Linked DNA regions of Homo sapiens: all the other regions are linked to region 2. A link is an interaction called in ENCODE POLR2A ChIA-PET data of the cell type or tissue named here. Cell type or tissue: GM12878. All regions are shown on one strand. Each heading gives the region's core, and the rest is flanking DNA. Links, peaks and the distances in the headings are about the cores only.

Region 1 (5,937 bases), core at 1,448-3,947, 69 kb before region 2:
CAGAATCTGAGAGTTTGATTGAAAGTGGGGATGACCGGGGTGGCTCAAATTCTAGGGAGCTTTAAACAACGTAATAGGGGAAATCATAAATATGCCACCTGAGTTTCAGTGCAAACTGAAAGATGAGCAATCGTGACCTTTACTAGGCACTGTGAAATACACATTTATAAGAGAATAATTTTATAATAGATAATGGACTAAAAATATCAAATGGTATAGAAAAACGTTTTAATGCATCAATGTGTTTCTTGAGAAGAGACTCTGGTCTTCTCAAATTATAAAGCTGTGTGCTTAAGAAATAGGAAACTCTGCCAGGCGCGGTGGCTCACGCCTATAATTCCAGCACTTTGGGAAGCCAAGGTGGGTGGATCACTTGAGGTCAGGAGTTTAAGACCAGCCTGACCAACACGGTGAAACCCCGTCTCTACTAAAAATACAAAATATTAGCTGGGTGTGGTGGCTGGCACCTGTAATCCCAGCTACTCAGAAGTTTGAGGCAGGAGAATCGCTTGAACCCAGGAGGCGGAGGTTATAGTGAGCCGAAATCGTGCCATTGTACTCCAACCTGGGTGACGAGAGAAATTCCCGTCTCAAAAAAAAAAAAAAAAAAGCAAGAAATAGGAAATCTTCCACCCTTTTTGCCTCCTCAATTTGCCTTCATTCCTAACATTGGCCTTCAGATTTAACTAGAGAACTTAGAGAAAATAACTTACTGAGGCTTTTAACAAATCTGTCATTTCCTTTTCCCTTTTCTTTGATCCCAAGGTTTTTCCTCTTACTGCTTAAAAAGTAGAGCAATAAAAAAGAACCCCTAATTTATGTTTTATTGATTTAATTTTTTTAATTTTTAATTTTTGTGGGTACATAGTAGGTGTATATATTTCTAAGGTACATGAGATGTTTTGATACAGGCATGCAATGTGAAATAAGCCTATAATGAAGAATGGGGTTTCCATCCCCTAAGCATTTATCCATTGAGTTACAAACAATCCAATTATACAGACAATCCAAATATACTCTGTTATTTTAAATTATACAGTTAAGTTATTATTGACTATAGTCACCTTGTTGTGCTATCAAATAGTAGGTCTTATTTATTCTTTCCTAAATTTTTTGATGCCCATTAACCATCCCCACCTCCCCTGCACTACCTTTCCCAGCCTCTGGTAACCATCCTTTTACTTTTTATGTCCCTGAGTTCAATTATTTTGATTTTTAGATCCCACAAATGAGTGAGAACATGTGAAGTTTGTCTTTCTAAGGACTCATAATTCAGAATCAAAGAGATCTCTCTTTAAATCTTGGCTCCATCTCTTACTGTATGACCCTGGAAAAATTGCTTAACCTCTCAGAGTCTCAGCTTTCCCATCTATAAAACAGTACAGGGCCGGGCGCGGTGGCTCACGCCTGTAATTCCAGCACTTTGGGAGGCTGAGGTGGGCGGATCACGCGGTCATGAGATCGAGACCATCTTGGCCAACATGGTGAAACCCCGTCTCTACTAAAAATACAAAAATTAGCTGGGCGTGGTGGCGTGTGCCTGTAGTCTCAGCTATTCGGGAGGCTGAGGCAGGAGAATCGCTTGAACCTGGGAGGAGGAGGTTGCAGTGAGCCGAGATCGCGCCACTGCACTCCAGCCTGGGCGACAGAGTGAGACTCCATCTCAAAAAAAAACAAAAAAAAAACCAAAAACAAAAACAGTACAATACTGACTACTATATATAAAAATTAAATAGTATATATATACTAAATGTATGACCCAGAGCAGGCCATAGGCAAATATGTGCCCCGTTTCCTTCTTCAACAGATGCTTTTACCTCTACCTGTTACGCTGACAAGTACCATTTGTCCAGTAGAGTCAATGAAGGCAGAAAACACCCGAACTTCATCTGCCAGGGGAACCCAGAAGGACCACGAATAGGATGAGATGAGTGAGGCACAGAATTTAAGGAGCTATCAAAGAAATTAGTAATCAAGAGAAATATTTAATGTAATATTTTTAAAAATAAAAATTAATGCTTTGGGTGATGAACATGTTCTAAAATTAGATAGTGGAAATAGTTGCACAACTATATGAATATACTAAAAACCACTGAATTGTACACTTTAAAAAGATGAATTTATGATACGTGAATTATATCTCAATAAAGCTATCATTTAAAAGCTAATATAAAAAATCATGATAAATTAAATGTCAAAATTTTAATGAAAGTAAGGATCAAACCAGAATCTACCCAAACCCAAGGACACCAGATTCCAGATCTCAGGACCACAAACACTGCTTGAGAAAAGTGTGAGAAGGAAAAAGAAGGGACCACATACAGTGAGAGAAAAAGAATATACATTCTGTTTCCTTCTTGTAGTTTGTTTGTTTGTTAGTTTTTTCTGAGACGGAGTCTCGCTCTGTTGCCCAGGCTGGAGGGCAGTGGCATGATCTCAGCTCACTGCAACCTCCGCCTCCCGGGTTCGAGTCATTCTCCTGCCTCAGCCGCCCGAGTAGCTGGGATTACAGGTGCCCACCACCACGCCGAGGTTAGTAGAGACGAGGTTTCACCCCGCTGACCAGGCTGGTCTCCAACTCCCGACCTCAAGTGATCCGCCCATCTCGGCCTCCCAGGGAAGTGCTGGGATTACAGACATGAGCCGCCACGCCCGACCCACAAAGACATTTTAAAGCAGGAATATCTGAAGTGGCTTTTAAAGCTTCTTTTATGTGTCCTGTGCTGTGTAATCTCTTCCGGATAACTCCCTGCTCTTTAAATGAAGACTATGTGTATGGGCGGCCATTTGTGTAGAAGCCAGCGGAGGGGCTGAGTTTCATGTGCAGATTGGCCTGCTCAGCATGGACAATGGAATGGAGGAAGCAGAAGCTCAGAACGCAGAAGAGGCTCTGAGATGTAAGCCCCCCGGACCGTCCGGAAGCCTAACAGTGGGCTCTGGACTCCTGCCAGCCATGGAATTAGGAGGGTTGAGGCCATTTTATCTCTAGCTCTCAAGGATCAAAGAGGCCGTATCTGAGATCCAGGTTAAGAGTAGATATAAATCCTGTTTGGAAGGTTTTCGTGATCCCCATGGAGGAGAGGCGGAGAATCCTGCCAGTACCTTCCATTTCTATCTAAAGGGGCAGTTGGAGGACGGAAGAATAAGTTGGATTGATACCAACTATTGCTTCAACAGACTCGTCCAAATGCTTGGGAGTCCAATTCTCCGAGGTCCATATCTAACTTTGTTATTTGACATATTTCAAATATGTCACACTCAGGAAATTAAAACCTGTATCAAGTTGAATATCTGAGCTAGATAGATATGTTTCTTACTTTGATAACAGATGTTCCAATGTAAGAGTAGATGTTTGCCATTTTACCTTGTATATGTGAGTCTCTTCTTTCCACCTGATCCCACATTAAATATTTCCCACTGGGGCCGGGCGCAGTGGCTCACGCCTGTAATCCCACCACTTTGGGAGGCCAAGGCAGGCGGATCACGAGGTCAAGAGATTGAGATCATCCTGGCCAAGATGGTGAAACCCCGTCCCTACTAAAAATACAAAAATTAGCTGGGCGTGGTGGTGTGCACTTGTAGTGCCAGCTACTCGGGAGGCTGAGGCTGGAGAATCGCTTGAACCTGGGAGGTGGAGGTTGCAGTGAGCCAAGATCGCACCACTGTACTCCAGCCTGGGCAACAGAGTGAGACTCCATCTCAAAAAAAAAAAAAAAAAAAAAAAAAAAAGATGTCCCATTGGGAAGTGATAGTTTAATGTGAACCACAATAGATTTTATAGTTTCATAGGATGCCATGTAACTGTTTACTGGTTTTTCAATCCTTACTTCATGTCAATAATCACTTTTATTCCCAAAACTTGCTGGTCATACCTTATATTCGTTTTACTTTGAGCAACCCTCAAAAACACTCATTCCAGCTCAAATCAGAAACTCCAAAGGTAGGTCTTGGCATACAGGATTTTTGTTTGTTTTTTGTTTTTTGAGACAGTTTCACTCCTTCACCCAGGCTGGAGCACAGTGGCTCAATCTTGGCTCACTTTCATCCTTCGCTCTCAGGTTCAAGCGATTCTCCTGCCTCAGCCTCCTGAGTAGCTGGGACTACAGGGGAATGACATTATGCCCAGATAATTTTCGTATTTTTAGTAGAGATGGGGTTTCATCATGTTGGCCAGGCTGGTCTTGAACTCCTGACCTCAGGTGATCCACCCTCCTTGGCCTCCCAAAGTGCTGGGATCACAGGCATCAGCCACCGCACATGACTGGCATAAATATTTTTTAAAAGCACCCAGGTTATTCTAACGTTCTAATTCAGTTGAGAATTGCAGAATCTGAATCATTGGAGGCATGTGTGTTTTGGAAAATCTTTATCTCCTCCTACCAGTTCAGATTTGTTTACTAAAGTAAGAGTTAAGACGGTCTAATTCTATGGATTGAATAATTCATTATTTTTTATTTTAAAAGTTTTTTCCACAGGTAAAAATCATACTTTTATTTGAGTCACCAGGAGAAAGATTCACTTGTGGTTAGAGTCAAACGTTCAGAATCACGAGCACAAGCCCATGAAGGAAGGGACCAAAACAGACCAAAATAAGAGACAACAGGCTGGGCTCGGTGGCTCATGCCTGCAATCCCAACACTTTGGAAGGCCAAGGTGGGCGGATCACGAGGTCAAGAGATTGAGACCATCCTGTCCAACATGGTGAAACCCTGTCTCTACTAAAAATACAAAAAGTTAGCTGGGCGTGGTGGCGGGTGCGCCTGTAATCCCAGCTACTTGGGAGGCTGAGGCAGAGAATTGCTTGAACCCAGGAGGCAGAGGTTGCAGTGAGCCGAGATCACACCACTGCACTCCAGCCTGGGCGACAGAGCAAGACTGTCTCAAAAAGAAACAAAAAATAAAAAAAAATAAGAGATAACAACCCCATACAAAAAGATGAATGAGTGGCTACACACACACACACACACACACACACACACACACACACACCCCACGGATGAAATGTTTGGACAGAAGCAAATTTCACATGGTCATTTTTGTTTCTTTTTGAATACAGGTTTCTGGGGTAGTAATTTCTTTTGTTTCTTTACAGCTATAAGAAAAAAAAAAAGCTTCAAAGTGTATATGTGAGAGGAAAAGGCAGAAATTAAGCAATAAAGTAGTTTTCCCTGGAGGGACATGATGTGGACAAAACAGGAAGCAGTGTTGGGAGAATTTAGTTTCCTTATCCCTTGGGCTTCTTGCCTTTCATTATTTGCATTTAATACTCTGTTTTTCCCCTTTCCATCAAAGCACAACCTAAGGAATGCAAATTTAGAAATTAACTTATTAATCCTGAAGTATTCTGATAACTTAGTTCCTAAAAATAAAATAATAATCATTTAAATTACTCCACTGAGACTCAGTAATTTCATTTATTTATTTGCTCATTAAATAAACATATGATTAAGAACCTATTGTGTGCCCATACTGTTCTAAGCACTGGGGATGCAAAAATGGACAAGATAGTCCCTGACCTCAGGAAAAATTGACAAGGCAACATACAATTACAATATACTGTGTTGCAAGTTAAGGAAGAAGTAAGCAAGCACTCTGAAGGCACGCTGAAGGGCATTTAACTGAATCTTGGTGGTCGTGAAAGGGTTAGAAAGTGTCTAAGCTGAGACTCAGTGGATGAGGACTTATCCAAATAAAGATAAGACACAAGAGAATTCTAAGTGCAAAGGCCAAGAGAAAACCGCAGAACAAAACCAAACAAAAAATACTCAATAATCTATAAGTACTTTCGTATGACTATAGCTTAAAATTCAAGGTGGGTAGTGATTAGATATGAGGCTGGACAGGTAAGCACAAGTTTGATTTTGAAGGGCCCTATATATCACATTATGGAGTTTGGACTTTATCCAGGTAGGGTATCATTGAAAGATTTTAAAAGTC
Region 2 (5,937 bases), core at 1,595-4,094:
TGTGTTGGCCAGGCTGGTCTCGAACTCCTGACCTCAAGTGATCCACCCGCCTCAGCCTCCCAAAGTGCTGGGATTACACAGGTGTGAGCCACCACACCTGTGTGGCATTGCTTCTTTCATTAGGAGCCCTGCTGTGCTGCAGCATCCTTGCAATGGACAAGCAGTGAGAACGTTGGCCATTTGGTCACTTATCTATGAACTGGTGGCACTGGTATATCTTCCAGTGTCATTAATAGACATTTTTCTCATCATTGAGTTTTTTTCTTACTTTCAGTTTCCTTCTGTTCTACCCCTGCCATTCTGACCTTATTAATATTGGGAGTTCCAGTTGTCCCATTATCTTGCTTGCCATGCAGACTGCTTGACACTTCTTTTAACTGTGTATTATCCCACTGCAAAGAAATTTCTCAGAAAGTTCTGGTTATCCTTTCATAATTTTCTGCTGCAGACGGTGTTTTATTTTACCTGTTTTTATAGTTCTGTGGCCACTTCAGTGGCAATTTAAGAGGAAGAGGAGTTAATCTTTGGGCTAACACTGCCATTCATTTCTTCACCATGTATTTTATTGAAATGCCTGCGCTATGCCTGGCATAGTTCTGTGAGTATAGCAATAGTCAGAGAGTAGTACATCATGGGTATTCAATCTTTTGGCTTCCCTTGGTCGTATTGGAAGAAGAAGAATTGTCTTGGGTCACATATAAAATACACTAACAATAGCTGATGAGCTTTAAAAAATCGCAAAAAATCTCATAATGTTTTAAGAAAGTTTATGAATTTGTGTTGGACCGCATTCAAAGCCATGCTTACCTGGTTCTACTTCCCTTCATGTTTAGATCCTCTTTTAGAAAGATGTCAAGTTTTAAAAATCTTAACTTAGAATTTAGGGATTTATTGATAGCTTGTCAGTGCTTTGATTTGACACTAATGTATTCTATAGAAATAATTTTTATATCATTTGCTTTTTAGCCGATTACACCTCAACAAGAAGGCAACTGACAAACAGCCTTATAGCAAGCTCCCAGGTGTCTCTCTTCTGAAACCACTGAAAGGGGTAGATCCTAACTTAATCAACAACCTGGAAACATTCTTTGAATTGGATTATCCCAAAGTAAGTTCAGTGTTACGGTTTTTTGTTTTGTTTTGTTTTGTTTTGTTCCCCTCATGATAAACATTTAGGGATTTTAACACTGTATAAGGTGAAGGTATTAAAAATTCATGATGATATTGGCCTCATAAAATATAACCTTTAGTAGTAGTCATCACAGAACAGAAATAGGTTGAGGAAGGGGTGTAAATTCCCTTTCTAACCACCTATATGTCCGTGTGAAGTAGAGATCCCTGAGTAAACCTTCTGAAACTCAGACATTGTCAAGTGCCTGGTAGTTTGAAAATAAAAATTTTCTTCCATAAGAGCTGGATATGAACAATAGGAAGAGGAGACAAGGAGAGGGAGAAAGCAGTGTTAGTGGTCTGAAATGGGTTGCAGTACAGCCAGAACTAAACGTGACTTCTCCGGAGAAACTGGCTTTGAGCCAAGAATAGATTACAGTTAGTGGTACTGTAGGGTTTCATCTTACCTCATTTTTAATTTCCTTACTGTTCTGATTTTAATAGCTAATTGTATTGCTTATACCATTTATCTATATAATCTGTATATCTGTAAACTCAGTGTACTCCCTTAATTGGAGACCTTCCAGTTTTCTTGAGATGAAAGTATTCTTTTTATCACTTTGCTTTAGTAGTCCACCTGTAGTTTCTTAGGATAACTTAATATTCTTTGATTTTTGTACTTAGCTTTACAGCAGCTTTGTATTAAATTGCTTGAGACTGCTTTTGAAAGGGCATTTTGGTGGTAACAGATCACTTGTGAGAAGAATGTGTCTTTAAGCTTCTACCCACTTGACTTTCAGTACAGTTTAGTTTTCCCTTTGCGGTCTCTATTCACTTGCCTCAATTTTTACCCTATTGCCTCAGTTTTTCCATAGCTGTTTTTGCTACTGGGAGAGTCGTCCCTCTTAATTTTTTTGGACAGGGTAGCTCAAATAATCAGAAGGAAGATGATATGCGCACTACACTTCTTATGGTGACTGGTTTTCATGCTCTTATTTCTTTTCTTTTAGCCTTTATTTTTCTCGGTAGCACCAATGAAAAGAATAGAGAAGACACAGATGTGATAGCCTTAATGCAGCACTTATTAAGTAGGTAGACATGAGTATCATTCAGTTGTATTTTTAGTGTTTTTATATTATTGCTTTGGAGTTTTGGAGTTTAGAAGCCAATTTTGGAGTATTGGAAGCTGTTTTGAAGCAAAAAAATTATATGTTCTAGTTTGTGTGTGTTTATATGCTTAATAATTTTAGATATTTGAATTAAATACATGTGTTAACTTCAATCAAATATATAATTTTTAAATAAGATATAATTGTATATACTTGTTTTTTCAAACTAAAAAATGGTAAAACTTAGCCTTTTGTAATTGAGAAAGATATAAATAAAATTAATTGTAAAATAAGCTTTGCAGTAAGAAAAATGGGAGATTTTCAAGCTCCATAAAAGTAAATGCAAAGGAGAATTAATGTTTACGAATGAAAGAAATTTTCTATTGATTATGAATGAATCTTAGAGCATAGCTTAGAGTCATATGCATTATCATTGTGAAACTTAATCTCACATTTCAGTTTTTTAACCATCCTCTTTCACTTTCCCCATTCAACCACTCTTAAAATTGGTCATGGAATTTTTACGTTGTAGTGCTTGTGAGATGATAGTCATGGGGTTTAAATGCTTGAGGAAGTCAGTGAGGGGTTTAGTTGTAGAAAGAATGGTTTTTTGTGTTCGTTTTTGTTTTTAAGACAGTATCTTGCTTTGTCACCTAGGCTGGAGCATAGTGGCACAGTCGTGGCTCACTGCAGCCTCAGCCTCCCAGGCTCAACCAGTCCTCCCACCTCACCCTCCCTGGTAGCTGGGACTATGGGCATGTGCTACCACACCTGGCTGATTTTTGTATTTTTTGTAGAGGGTGTTGCCATGTTGCCGGGGCTGGTCTTGAACTCTTGGGCTCAAGCAATCCCCCCACCTCAGCCTCCCAAAGTGCTGGGATTACAGACATGAGCCACCATGCCCTACTGAAAGAATTTTAAAAAGTAACCCCAGGGTTATATGTATCCATTGATTACGAGCATTTCTAATGACCCCATAACTGATTTCTTGTGAATGAAGATTTTGGCCAGGCGTGGTGGCTTGTGCTTGTAATCCTAGCACTTTGGGAGGCTGAGGCGGGAGGATTGCTTGAGGCCAGGTGTTCAAGACCAGCCTGGGCAACACAGTGAGACCCCCACCTTCAAAAAAATAAAAATTAAAAAATTGAAATAAAAAATTGTTTTGGAAATTACAGTTTAGAATGATCTCAAGAGCTCTTGTTTTCACTTAGAGTAGTAGCTCTTTTTCCATTTAGTTATATCATTTAAGTGGGTTGAGGAGAAAGCTATTTTGACATTCATTGTAAGATGAAGAATAGCATCTGCAGATTATTTTATTCTTTGTTAGTACAGAATTTTATTTTCTAATTATAAACTTATATTTAGCTGTATAAATAGAAAGTTTGGAAAGCAGAGGAGAAGTGCAAAGTACCTGCAATCTAAGGGAAATATTTGATTTCACAGCATTTTATTTACTTGGTGAAAACCAAATACAATGGCAAATGTTCCACAGGAGACTAAAGTTAAACCACTGAAATCACGCATATCTGAGCATGAACAGACAAGGCATTTGTGTCACCAAGAAGTCAAGGAGACCCAAAATAAACATTTACGTGACTGCCAGGCGCAGTGCCCTTTCATATTTGCATTTTGCCTGGTGTGAACATCGTTTTACCAGAGTATGGAAATGTTTTCATTTTGGACATAACTTTCTCTTCTAATATTCGATTGGGACTATCATAGGCCATTTGGGGGAAAATAATAAAACATATCTTCAAGTTTTAAAATTTTACTTAATTTTGGACATGTGCAAGAAAATTTACTGCTACTGGTACTTGCTCTGAATTTCTAGGTTTCAATTTTGGTGAGACTAGACTAGTTGCTCTGAAAGATCTCTGCGCTGTATTCATCTTACAAGTCTACTTTTATACTGATACTCATTCCTTGGGAAGACATAAAAGAATGAAAAGGTGATGCAGTTCATTTTCCACAGCATTGAACACTCATTTGTCACCAGCGTAGAAGGGATTTGGGGAGAGATTAAGCAGTAGCAGTAATAGTCAATAATCTGCGTCTAAAGTGGCTTGCTGGCTTTACTTCAGTAAATTCTGGCCATGTGAAGAATACCTAAATCAACTATCAGAGTTCTTAACAGTGAACCTGTCATAACTATGATTTTTTTTTCTTTTTTGCAATTATAGAATTGATTTTTTTTTTCCTTTTGAGGCAGAGTCTTGCTCTGTCACCTGTGCTGGAGTACAATGCCACAATCTCGGCTCACTGCCACTTCCGCCTCCCGGGTTCAAGCAATTCTCCCGTGTCAGCCTCCCGAGAAGTTGGGATTACAGGCGCATGCCACTACCGCTGGCTAATTTTTATATTTTTAGTAGAGAGAGGATTTCATCATGTTGGCCAGGCTGGTCTTGAACTCCTGACCTCAGTTGATTCCCCTGCCTCCGCCTCTTAAAGTGCTGGGATTGCAGGTGTGAGCCACCGTGCCTGGCCTGATTTAACAATTTTAATACAGGGATTCTTAGCAAATAAAATATCTCATCAAATTGTGAAGACACAGAGCTGATAGCTGAAAAATGATTCCTGGTTAAAATCTGATACTTTAGAAAATACTTGGAATGCTGCCTCCAATTTGGTGTAATTTCCAATATCAAAAACAAATGAATCTTATGTATTTGAGTCTGAACTTTTTTTTGGATAATATGAATATGAGTCTCATTTACACTCTGGCTAATCAGAAAGTATTTGTTTTTAATTAAAAATTATGTTTAAGCAGTGTAATCAATAAAAATTAAAACTTCAAGGCCGGGGGCGGTGGCTCACGCCTGTAATCCCAGCACTTTGGGAGGCCGAGGCGGGCGGATCACGAGGTCAGGAGATCGAGACCACGGTGAAACCCCGTCTCTACTAAAAATACAAAAAAAAAATTAGCTGGGCGCAGTGGCGGGTGCCTGTAGTCCCAGCTACTCGGGAGGCTGAGGCAGGAGAATGGCGTGAACCTGGAAGGCGGAGCTTGCAGTGAGCGGAGATCGCGCCACAGCACTCCCGCCTGGGCGACAGAACGAGACTCCGTCTCAAAAAAAAAAAACAAAAAACAAAAAAACAAAAAAAAACACTTCAAACCTTGCATCTGAATAAAGGCAGACTGTACCTCCCTTACTTATAACCTCCCTACTTAACACTAGTATAGCATTTTTCTTCCCATTGAGTATATTTCTAGTACTATATTTTTACAAAGTTTTCTCTTGCTGGGGAAAATAAAAGCTAAGATTAGTTTTTTATTGTACTTTATGGAATTGCATTACTTATAAACATTTCCTTTCATCATATGTACTCATACTCACAAAATAGCATTAAAAAAGCATTAAAGGCTGGGCATAGTGGCTCATGCCTGTAATACCAGTACTTTGGAAGGCTGAGGTGGGCAGATCACTTGAGCCCAAGCATTCAAGACCAGCTCGTCGTCTGTACTAAAAATACAAAAATTAGCCAGGTGTGGTGGTGCACACCTATAGTCCCAGCTACTCGGGAGGCTGAGGTGGGAGGATTGCTTGAGCCTGGGAAGTTGAGGCTATAGTGAGCCAAGATCACGCCACTGCACTCCAGCCTGGGTGACAGTGAAAGACCCTGTCTCAAAAAAAACCATTAAAGATACTATGCTGGCTGGGCACAGTGGCTCACACCTGTAATCCCAGCACTCTGGGAGGCCGAGGCAGGCAGATCACGA
Region 3 (5,937 bases), core at 1,994-4,493, 630 kb after region 2:
GAGATGAACCATTATTTATTACTGCATCTGCCCTGGGAAAACCAAGACAAAAAGAGGGGGATATTGAAAACAGCTGGGCTGAGTGTTCAGAACAGACTGATTAATAACACTAAAGAAATAAAGGTTCTTGTTAGAAGGAAGGCCTGCAAGCCACTGCATGAGATTTAAGGACCACAGGTGCTCAGGCTGGTGAGACTGGTATGGCAGGCAGTATTTTGGGGCTGAAGAGTTTAGTGTAGTTACCATGTGCAAAATGATACAAGTTTAAGTTTACTCATAATAGAAACTGGAAAATTACATGGCTTGCTTCGGGAGTTCCTCACTTCATTTTGTTTTGGTATTTCAGAAAAGAAATTCTGAGGCTTTAGACAGTTTGCTACTCACAGATCTCATAAATCAAGCATTCTTCATGACCTGGATCTATCTTGAGCAGATCAAAGCTCTGAGCAGCTTGAATAGTGCTCACCCAGAGGCTTACTGCCAGTAACAACCCAAATTTCTTAGCCTATTTGTTTTTGTTGTTGTTGTTTGTTTGTTTGTTTGTTTGTTTTAAAGCAGCAGTAAAACACATTGTGGGTGCACATTTTTTGGAAAAACCAGAAGTTCAAATATTAGTAAAATATTTGGACTTAACATTTTATGGGCACTCAGAAGTAACCATCAACTTCACATGTATCTCTGAGCAAAATATTAACCACTAATAACCATTAGTAAATGGATGCTGAGTGGGCCAGATCTTGCTGACACCTTGGTTATATGGTGTTTTGTGTGGGATATTAGTTTTCTGAGGTTTGTACAAAGGAATTTGTAAAATGCTTAATTTTATCATTAACTTTACCACTTTACCATTGAGCTTCTGAGCTTCTTTTTTTTTTTTTTTTTTTTTTGAGACCCAGTTTTGCTCTTGTTGCCCAGGCTAGAGTGCAGTGGCATGATCTCGGCTCACCTCAACCTCCACCTCCCAGGTTCAAGTGATTCTCCTGCCTCAGCCTTCCTGAGTAGCTGGGATTACAGGCATGCGCCACCATGCCTGTCTAATTTTGTATTTTTAGTAGAGATAGGGTTTCTCCGTGTTGGTCAGGCTGGTCTCGAACTTCCGACCTCAGATGATCCACCCGCCTCGGCCTCCCACAGTTCTGAGCTTCTTAAAGTCAATACCCATGTCCAATTTATATTTGCTGTGCTATTGCATCTAGCACAATTTATTGTGTGTAGAAGATGCCTAAAGTTTGTTTTTAATGAATACATATATGAAATGTCTGTCATGGAACTATCTATTTTCCTTTTATTTGTATTGCTATTTTGCCCATTAACTAAAGGATATGGATGGTAAGCCTTGTCTATGTCTCTATTGTCTTAGTAAAGATGCCCTTTTTTCTTGTATATCCAACCTTTGTGCACTAAAATCCTCTTTCCCCACAGCTTCACAGAATACTAGATTCATTGTTTAGCCCTTTTCTTATCTGTAGCCTTCTTTACTGTAAAGTGGAGGGAAAATGTTTAGTGATTTGAAAAGTTTCAAAATTTTTCTGTACTATTAGACTTGAATGAATGTCAGATCTGAGAGGGCCCTGCGAGACCACTATTCAATCCTTTTGTTTTACTCATGAAAAACTCAGAGTTCTAATTGCTTTCGCACTATAACTCATGCCATGCTATTTTGTAATTGCTTAGTTGTTGGCATTTCTAGCTAGACTTTAAATTCAGTGGGAATAGGGACCACATCTATCTTATTTAATGCTGTATTTCTGACACAGCACAGTGCTTAGAAGAGAATAGGTGTTCAGTTAATGGTTCAGTTATGAATAAATAAATAAATAAATAAGTCAGGATTGGTGAAGGGACTTGCTCAAAGTCATGTGACTATTTAGGGGGCAGCCCCCAGTTGCTGAATCTGTTAAGCACATTAAAAGTCAGAGCTCTGTAATCTACTCTGCCATCCTGGAGAGAGTCAAGGTCAGTGGAAATGACTAATTTTTCTTAAGTGTGTTTGTTAAGCTCTGCAACTTATACATTTCCACATGTTGGCTTTCAGTATACCGGAGACTGCTATATAGGAAAGCAGCTGACCAAGGAAATGTAGAGGATGTGCTGCCATTATTTTTGCCTTGGAGGCTTTTTCAAGAGACACTTCTACTTTTCAAAGCAGTGAAACTTCATCTTAGGAAAAGAAATTTTCCCCAGCTACAATCTAATTTTTAATCTTTTTTTTTTAATTTTAACTTTCCACACTATACCATCATATTAATCTTATTTTTAAATGTATTGTTTCTGAAATCCTGAGTGCCCCAGCGATCAAAAACTCTGCTTAGGATTCAGTTCATTAATGTGAGGGCTCAGACTCTTAAGGTACTTATAAAACCTCAAGGACTATTGATACTGGTCATTTGTGAATTCAAACAGAAACTTCCAGAATCATCATGACCTTTTAAAGTTTCATCCTTAGTTTTTCTGGTCTACCGTTGACCTCCATTAATGATCCCAAATCTGCTTGTTTTGCAGAAAATAAAATGTGTACGTGGTCACAGAAACGGTTGTTACCTGATGATCTTTAAGATCTTGGAGTATAATACTGTGGGTCATTGATGTCTTTTACTGTTAAGTTCCCCATCAGTACCTATATTCACCTTTTGACTGCATGGTAAATTGCTTTGCTTATGTATGAACTTAGGTACTTGTAATGAAGTCAGAATTTAAACCATATTGAGGGAGAATGGGAAAAAGAATAAGACTGGAAAGGAAGAAACTGTCAAGTCAGGGTTTGGCTTTTCTTGTTATATGCCATTCTATTAAAATATGTATATTTTTGTACTTTTTTTGAACATATGAAATGATCATATTTTACTTGACATTTATCACTTATTTAGCAGCAGAAAAATACATGTAAATGGAAATGCTATCATCCCTTTGAAACATGTCTTTTTAACACTTAGGATTCGTGCTATTTGCCAGGAGGGAGTTTTTCTACTTACAGAGCATCTGGGAGATGAATTGGAAAGGCAGACTTCTGGTCTGGTTAGCACTTTTGTTGTTTTTTATTTTCTTTTTGGGTCCCATATTCATGAAAGATTTGTCTTAGCATTTTTAGATAAATATTTCTTTAGTGATACACAGGTTTCTTTGTTTTTTTTTTTTTTTTTTTTTAGTGAATTTCAAAGAATAATGGCTGCCATTCTTGGATCTTGGCCTTTATTGATTTGGATATTATTGATGTATGAAATACATAAACTTGTCAGATGCTTTGTGAGTCTCTCCTGATCTTAAGGCATTTTAGAGCATCTAGTAGTAGAGTGTCCTTGAGTTAGCTAAATTTATACTTATTTTGAGGCTGGCAAATTTGTGTAATATTGATGACCTAGAAATGAGATAGGAGTTCTGCAGGACTGGTTTCACATGATACAGGTCATAAAGACCCCACTGAGAAAACAGGATGAGGTAAAGAATCTGGCCAAAACCCGCCAAAACCAAGATGCCAATGAAAGTGACCTCTGGTTGTCCTCACTGCTCATTATATGCTAATTATAATACATTAGCATACTAGAGGAAACCCCCACTAGCACTCTGACAGTTTACAGTCATCATGGCAATGTAGGGAAGCTACCATATATGGTCTGATGGGGGAGGAACCCTCAGTTCCAAGAATTCCCTGCCCCTTTCCTAGAAAACTTATGAATAATTCACCCCTTGTTTAGCATATGATTAAGAAAAACCATAAAAATAGCCAACTAGCAGCCATCACAGCTGCTCTTCCTATGCAGCTGCCACTCTTTTATTCCTTTGCCTTTTTTTTTTGAGACAGAGTCTCACTCTGTTGCCCAGGCTGGAGTGCAGTGCTTTCTTAATAAACTTGCTTTCACTTTACTCTGTCTGCTGGCTCTTGAATTCCTTCCTGTGTGAAGCCATGAACCCATGTGGCCTCCCAAACTGAACTCCAATTTTGAGGTTTGCCCTGTAGAAAGGAATATAGTTTGAATTGAACAAATATTATGATTGTTGTATATTACATGCTTCTGCTGTACTGAATTTTATGTTTCTCAGAGTTCTATGTCCTCTCTTACCTGGAATACTCTCACTCTCTCTGCCCTGTGTAATTTAATCATGGTTATCCTTCAAGTATGAACTCGTCTTTTCTCTAGGAAGCACTCCTTGACTCGTTGGGAACTAGGTTAGCTACTGCCTCTCTGTGCTCCTTGACACCCTGAGCTTTCCTACCAGAGTTGTAAACCAGAAATAAGAAATATGTATATATATATATTTTTTGAGACAGTCCCGTCTGCTGCCCAAGCTGGGGTGTGGTGGTGTGATCTGCAACCTACGCCTCCTGGGTTCAAGCGATTCTCCTGCCTCAGCCTCCCAAGTAGCTGGGACCACAGGCGCATGCCACCACTCCCTGGCTTGGCGCGGTAGCTCACTCCTGTAATCCCAGCATTTTGGGAGGCCGAGGCGGGTAGATCACCTGCGACCAGGAGTTTGTGACCAGCCTGGCCAACATGGCGAAACCCCATCTCTACTAAAAATACCAAAAAATTAGCTGGGAGTGGGGTGCGTGCCTGTGGTCCCAGCTACTCAGGAGGCTGAGGCCTGAGAATCACTTGAATCCAAGAGATGGAGGTTGCAGTGAGCCACAGTTGTGCCACTGCACCACAGCCTGGGTGACAGAGCAAGACTCTGTCTCAAAAAAAAAAAAAAAAAAAAAAAATTCTAAGTCTCCCCAACTAACTGAACGGACCCCTTTTCTGGGACAAGGGCATTCCAAAGTTAACCTGAAAAACTAGTTCGGGCCATGATGCGGGGTTGGGGAGTCAGACATGCTTCATTATACCCTCCTTCCTTTGGAGTTCAGACACAATTGGCCAGCATTAACATTAAAATAGAGACCTTAAGACTGACAAAACAGACTCTTTGTAGCAGTAAGATACCAACACGACAGAAGGCGCTGAAAGAAATTGAAGTATTTTACCCCAAAATATATTTCTTTGACATATTTTGAAATGACCCTGCGAAGCTGTCTCTTGTGGGGAAAATCTACATTCTGTAGAAAATTCCTTCCCTTTCCAGATCTTTCCCTGGTCCAGGAGAGAATTAACTTAACAGTCTCTGGCACCTTTTTAAGTCTGATTAAGAAACATTTACAATCTATTCTCTCTGAAGCCTGCTGCCTGGAGGATTTATCTGCATTATAAAAACCTTGGGCTTCAGGACCTCTTATCTTAACCCAGATACTTTTTTCTTTCTGTTGATTCCAGGTCTGTAGATAATAGCTTAACCCTTTCAACCAATTGCCAGTCAGAAAATCTTTTTTTTTTTTTTTTTTTTTTTTTTTGGAGACAAGGTCTTGCCCTTTCTCCCAGGCTGGAGTGGCATCATCTTGGCTCACTGCAGCCTCAACCTCCTGGGCTCAAGCAATCCTCCCACCTCAGTCCCCCAAGTAGGTGGGACTACAGGCAAGCGCCACCACACCCAGCTAATTTTTTTGTTGAGATAAGTTTCACTGTGTTGCCAGGCTGGTCTTGAACTCCTGAGCTCTGGCAGTCTGCCCACCTTGGCCTCCCAAAGTGTTACAGGTGTTAGCCACTGCGCCCGGCCATTCAGAAAATCTTTGAATCCACCTATGACCTGGAAGCACCCTCTTCGAGGTGTTCTGCCTTTCTGGACCAAATCAGTATACATATTACATGTATTGGTTGGTGTCTTATGCCTCCCTAAAATGTATGAAACCAGGCTGTAGCCTGACCACCTTGGGTACATGTTCTTAGGATCTCCTGGGGCTGTGTCATGTGCCATGGTCACTCATATTTGGCTCAGAATAAATCTCTCCAAATATTTTCCATAGTTTGACCCTTTGTGTCATCATATCCAAATCAGGCTATATTGTTGTTACTTGTTTTGTTTAGATTTTGAGCTACTAGATTGTAAGCTCTGCGAGGACAAGCAATG

Evidence for each region. ChIA-PET counts read pairs that join two places held together with the same protein. Peaks named below come from ENCODE experiments on the same cell type or tissue, not always from the same donor. Only the 100,000 strongest peaks of a DNase experiment are listed, where the experiment ranks them.
Region 1: POLR2A ChIA-PET joins it to region 2 with 5 read pairs; 5 of 35 experiments call an interaction of 5 or more read pairs at or near these places.
Region 3: POLR2A ChIA-PET joins it to region 2 with 6 read pairs; 1 of 35 experiments calls an interaction of 5 or more read pairs at or near these places.

The regions. Positions count from the first base shown.
Region 1 is chr9:111,844,537-111,850,473 of GRCh38, forward strand. No RefSeq gene overlaps it. Among named protein-coding and RNA genes, the nearest start is that of UGCG, 49 kb to the right of the region's middle. In GM12878, for the core only: no CTCF peak of the experiment used is centred there; no DNase peak of the experiment used is centred there.
Region 2 is chr9:111,913,639-111,919,575 of GRCh38, forward strand. UGCG (UDP-glucose ceramide glucosyltransferase) reads left to right here. Exons shown (of 9, transcript NM_003358.3): 2 at 967-1,108. Among named protein-coding and RNA genes, the nearest start is that of MIR4668, 15 kb to the right of the region's middle. In GM12878, for the core only: no CTCF peak of the experiment used is centred there; a DNase peak (open chromatin) is centred at 2,756; H3K4me3 peaks cover 1,073 bases; H3K27ac peaks cover 2,193 bases.
Region 3 is chr9:112,542,703-112,548,639 of GRCh38, forward strand. All of the region lies in intron 1 of KIAA1958, which reads left to right. Among named protein-coding and RNA genes, the nearest start is that of HSDL2-AS1, 58 kb to the left of the region's middle. RefSeq lists enhancers at 3,487-3,781, 4,413-4,964, 4,965-5,517, 5,518-5,937. In GM12878, for the core only: no CTCF peak of the experiment used is centred there; a DNase peak (open chromatin) is centred at 3,557.